Regions from separate parts of the Homo sapiens genome. Here region 2 is linked to region 1. A link is an interaction called in ENCODE POLR2A ChIA-PET data of the cell type or tissue named here. Cell type or tissue: HepG2. All regions are shown on one strand. Links, peaks and the distances in the headings refer to the core of each region. The heading gives the core; the rest is flanking DNA.

Region 1 (2,929 bases), core at 268-2,767:
TCTCACCGTGTGAAATACTGGCTCCCACTGGCTCCCACTTTGCCCTCTGCCATGATTGGAAGCTTCCTGAAGCCTCACCGGGAGAAGATGCTGGTACTGTGTTTCTTGTACACCCTGCAGAACTGTGAGCCAAAATAAACCTCTTTTCTTTATACATTATCCAGCCTTAGGTAGTCCTTTATAGCAATACAGATGGACTGTCACACCAGTGAAAGAGGAAGGATGAGTTTTCTTGTGCCTCTTAAATTTTATTATGGATATGCAAACACACATACAAATATGAAGAGAGTATAACCAATACCCATATTCCTGTTACCCAGTTGAAAACATTAGAAACACAGTTTTAACTCCCTGTGCATACCACTCCAAGCATATTTCTTCTCCCCACATTCTGAATTTATCATTTCTGGTGTGCTATGGCTTTAGTTATATGGTCCTCCAAAATTTATGTGTTGAAACCTAATCAATAATGTGATGGTATTATAAGATGGAGCCTCTGGGAGGTGACTAGGTCATAAGCACTCTACCCTCATGAATGGGACTAATGTCCTTATAAAAAGACTGGAGGGAAGTAGCTAGGTTCTTTTACCCTTCCCTCCCTTCTGCCTTGTGAAGACACAGTGTTCATTCCTTTTTGTCCCCCTTTTTGTTCATTCCTTTTTGTCCCCCTTTTGCACCCATGTGAGGGTGCAGCAAGAGGCACCATCTTGGAAACAGCAGCCTTCACCAGGCATTGAATCTGCTGGCACCTTGATCTTGGACTAACCAGCCTCCAGAACTGTGATAAATAAATTCCTGTTATTTATAAATTACCCAGTATCGAATATTTTGTTGTAGCAGAAACAGACTAAGATACCATATATCCCTTTCACTACATGTATATCCCTCAACAATGTAGTATTGCTCCTCAACAATATAGTATTGCTCAACAATATAGTATCCCTCAGCAATATAGTATTGCTTTCTATGTTGTTCAACTTTACATAAATGATTTCATACAGCTATACAACCTTATAAAACTTGATTTTTCAGTTAACTTTGTGAGATGCACCTATGTTAATTCATGTAGCTTTAGCACATTCCTTTTCATCATGTATAGGATTCTATTTTGTAAATATAGCTAAAAGTGTTCAACATTAATAATTGGGAATGTAAATCCAAACTATAATGAGATATTGTATCTATTAGGATGGTTATTATCCAACAATAATAATAAAATGAAAATAACAAGTGTTGGCAAGGATATGGAGGAAAGGGAACCCTAACATACACTGTCAGTGAGAACGTGAATTGGTACAGCCACTATGGGAAACAATATGAAGGCTTCTCAAAAAATTAATAATAGAACTACAATATGATCTAGCAATCCCACTTCTGGTTATTTATCCAAAGGAATTGAAATCAGGATCTTGAAGAGATACCCATATTTATTGCAACATTATTCAGAACAACCAAGACATAGAAGCAACCACAATGTTCATCAACAGATGAATGGATAAAGAAAATGTGGTATATATGTACAATGGAGAACTACTCAGCCATAAGGAGGAAGTCCTGCAATATGGGACAACATTGATGAAGCTGGGGGACATTATGCTAAGTGAAATAAGCCAATCACAGAAGGACAACATGATACCACTTATATGGGAAATCTAAAGGAGTCAAACTCAAAGAAGCAGAGATAGAATAGTTGCTAGGGATTTGGGGGAGGGGAAAACAGAGAGGTATTAGTCAAAGGGTACAAAGTTCCAGTTATGCAAGATGAGTAAGTCCTAGTGATATACTGTACATCATAGTGCCTATAGTTAACAATAATGTATACTGAAACATTGCAAAGAGATTAGATCTTAAAGTTATCACCACAAAAAAAAAAAAATGTGAGGTGTTGGATATGCAAATTAGCTTGATTTAATCATTTAACAATAAATACATATAGGAAAACATCACATTGTACACCATAAATATAAGCTTCTGTCAATTCTACCTTGATAAAGCTGCAAAGGGGAAAAAGTTTATTTTTTACTTATCCAAAATCAATTGTTGATATTTCTCATCAGTCAGTTCTCCTGGACAGTTTTCCATTAAGTAGTAATCCAAGAAATCAGGCTCCTTTTATTTTTTGCTGCAATTATTTGTAAGATATATCCTTTAGGTTTGCTGAAAGATACATAACCTACTCAGCCTGGAAGTGAGTTTACTTCACTCACCATTCATATTCCCTCATTCTTCAACTCTACTTTGCATTCCTGACTTACCACTGTTATCCTTTGCTCTTCACACCTTTCTTTAACACAGGAAAATGTATATGTCCCTTCTCCCAGCAGTTCCCAACACAACGAGCTATAACAGCCTTAAGGAATAGAGACACACCTACTAGCTCCTGTTGCAGTACCCAAATTAAATCCTTATATATGGTCGAGATGCCCTAATATTTATATAGTCTTACATAATTTTTGAAGTACATTCAGAAACTATAATTTTTACATTCTTTTAAGATAAGTATTAAATATATAATCATCTCAATTTTACAAATGAGAGAACTGGTCTTTATCACACTATCAAATATATTTAAGGGCACCAAATACTTGCCTTTTTCTCCCGTAACTTATCCTATATCCAACTGAATCACCAAATTCTATTTATTCTTCTCTCATACTTTGTCTCCCTTCCTTTGAATTTCTATTATAATTTAACATGGTTTAGTTCATTATCATTTCATGCCTAAGTTACTGCAAAGCTCCCTAAATTATAATTACTGCCTCTAGTCTCTTCTCTCTCTAATTCATTCTCAACACTATTTACAAAATAGTACACATATTTTTATTGTCGTTTTCTGGTTCAGAAATCCTCAATATCACAACTGTACATGTAGGATAAAATATTAACTAATTACCTAGGCTTTTGTGGTACTCCCACACCTTGACGCCTG
Region 2 (2,929 bases), core at 222-2,721, 52 kb after region 1:
ATGAGCTGTAACTGAGATTTGGAACAGAACACTGTGAAGTCAATACACCAGCTGGGCAGAAAGTCCAAGAAACATAAATTTCTTGGAAAATGACCCCATATTTTGGCAATCATTACTGTGAATGAGAGTACTTCAGAATCTTAACCCAGAACAAAGTAGCAGACTTTGTCCCACAAACTCCTCTACAGTATGTTTTACTGTAATGTTTATCCCTGACTCACACTTGCAGGAAAAATGATGTTTATTCCTGAATTACTTTGAAGGATTTTATGCTGTAAAACAATTTCAGACTTTATTGTGTGCTATTAAAACTTTAAATTCTTTTTCTCACTATGAAGATTTTTCTTTTGAAGAATGTTATAAATGTATTCCTGTGAAATGCTTTAAAATAAAAAACACAATATATTTAGAATCTACTAATGTTTATGGTTTAAACATTTCCACTTTCAAGTATTAAACTTGTTGTAGCAAGTCAGGCTAACCTAGAACCTCCTGTAATTAGGACCCCACAGCAGAAAAGAGACAAATTACAAGTGAAACAGTTTTGCCATTTTCCTAGTTGATTTCTTTTGGCAGTGTACAGTAGGGAACCTGACGAATTCCACCTTATTCTATAGTAAGTAGCGTGTGCAAGTCCAGAGGTCTTTCTCTGCAGAAATAGTATTCTTTAAAAGTCTAGAAAAGGCCACATGTAGTGGCTAAAGCCTGTAATCCCAGTGCCTTGAGAGGCTGAGGCAGCAGGATCGCCTGACGCCAGGAGTTTGAGACCGTCCTGGGCAACAAAGTGAGACACCCCTCTCTACAAAACATAAAATCAGCTAGGTGGCGTTTGCTTGTAGTCTCAGCTACTCAGGAGGCTGAGGTGGAAGAATCATCTGAGCCCAGGAGTTTGAGGTTTCAGTGAGCTATGCTCGTACCACTGCACTCAAGCCTGGATGACAGAGTGAGACACTGTCTCTAAAAATAAATAAAAAATAAATAAATAAAAATAAAATAATAAATAACAGTCTACAGAGGACTTGTAGACCTGGAGTTTGGGCAATCAGGGAGAATAAAACACCCTCTATACTGCTTTGTTAAGCCAGGGATGCCATCTTTCGCCTCCATGTTCCTTCTTGTATTCTCTTAATCTCTGAAAAGCAGCTGATAAACATAAGTGAAAATAACATGAGAACGGGCACTCCTCTTGGAGTAAAGCTCTGAGTTCTAGACACAGCTCTGCCATTTAACAGTATGGTCTTGTGGCCGGGCGTGGTGGCTCACGCCTGTAATCCCAGCACTTTGGGAGGCCGAGGCGGGCGGATCACGAGGTCAGGAGATCGAGACCAGCCTGGCTAACACAGTGAAACCCCATTTCTACCAAAAATACAAAAAAATTAGCCGGGCGTTGTGGCAGGCGCCTGTAGTCCCAGCTACTTGGGAGGCTGAGGCTGGAGAATGGCGTGAACCCAGGAGGCAGAGTTTGCAGTGAGCCGAGATCACGCCACTGCACTCCAGCCTGGGTGATAGAGTGAGGCTCCATCTCAAAAAACAACAACAACAAAACAAAACAGTATGGTCTTGTACAATTTTAACCTCTGAGCTTCAGTTTTTGTTTTTGTTTTTGTCAACTCATTTATTCAAGCAATATTTACTGTGTGCTCTGAGTTAAGCACTGAAGTTATAGAAATGAACAATTTACACACAGATTCTGCCTTTGTGAAGCTTATAGCCTATGGAGGAAAATAGATACTAAACAAACAATTGCATTAATAATGAGTTGGTTGTAGTTTTGATGAGTGCCAAGAAGGAACAGTACAGCAGACATTGATTCCTCGTAGCAGAGGATCCTAAGCTTGCTCTTGTGGGTCCTAAATGACAAAATGTGACTGGCACATAGTAGGTTCAATAAACGCAAGCTGAATCCGAAAATATGCTACTTGGCTAATGCATAAACTGGCAAAACAAAAACAAAACTCCATGTATTAGTCCGTTTTCATACTGCTGATAAAGACATACCCAAGACTGGGTAATTTATAAAGAAAAAAATTTAATGGACTCACAGTTCCACATGGCTGGGGAGGCCTCACAATCATGGCAGGAGGCAAAAGTCACATCTTACTTAATGGCAGACAAGAGAGAAGGAGAGCCAAGTGAAAGGGGTTTCCCCTTATAAAAACATCAGATCTCATGAGACTTATTCACTACCAAGAGAACAGTATGGGGAAAACAGTCCCCGCCATGATTCAAGTATCTCCCACCAGGTCCCTCCCACAACACGCGGGAATTATGGGAGCTACAATTCAAGATGAGATTTGGGTGGGGACACAGCCAAACTATATCACCCCAGTACCAAAGTTCTCTGATTGCTATTTTAGTTTGCTTGCCTATCAGAAAATTGATAGCAGTCTTCTCATTCAGGGAGCTGACATAAGAAAAGTGAAGAATTTCATGTAGCTTGTGCTTTACCTTGAGGAGAGGTAGAAAATATTTCAAGGACTCAAATTCAGTATATCTCTTGGGTATAAATAAATCTTAAGGAATTCATGTAAGTGGCTTTTTTGTTCTCTCTCTGTGTGTGTGTGTGTGTGTGTGTGTGTGTGTGTGTTCCCCCATACTGCTTTGGTGTGTTACCCAAAACATAAATCCTTTGACAAGTGATTTTCTTTTCCTTAGAAAGAAGCTTAAAATATGAAGCAATGACTCAGGTGCCATTGGGTAAGATATTTAATAGAAATAAATTTAATTCAATTTTGTGCATTTTACCACATTTCTATGAGGAAAAAAAAATAGGAGGAATCTGACCTGATAATTGAATGGAGCCTTGTTCTACTAGCACTCATTAAATTAAATGATTGTTTTGCTGCAAGGCAAAGTAAAACTAAAAATGGAATATTATAGCCCCAGGAGGCAACCCAGGAAGTGTCATAATGGCTCACCTGATGAACTC

What was found. Peaks named below come from ENCODE experiments on the same cell type or tissue, not always from the same donor. Only the 100,000 strongest peaks of a DNase experiment are listed, where the experiment ranks them.
Region 2: POLR2A ChIA-PET joins it to region 1 with 5 read pairs; 2 of 35 experiments call an interaction of 5 or more read pairs at or near these places.

The regions. Positions count from the first base shown.
Region 1 is chr1:197,891,698-197,894,626 of GRCh38, reverse strand. No RefSeq gene overlaps it. Among named protein-coding and RNA genes, the nearest start is that of C1orf53, 9.5 kb to the left of the region's middle. In HepG2, for the core only: no CTCF peak of the experiment used is centred there; a DNase peak (open chromatin) is centred at 1,726.
Region 2 is chr1:197,839,232-197,842,160 of GRCh38, reverse strand. No RefSeq gene overlaps it. Among named protein-coding and RNA genes, the nearest start is that of C1orf53, 62 kb to the left of the region's middle. In HepG2, for the core only: no CTCF peak of the experiment used is centred there; no DNase peak of the experiment used is centred there.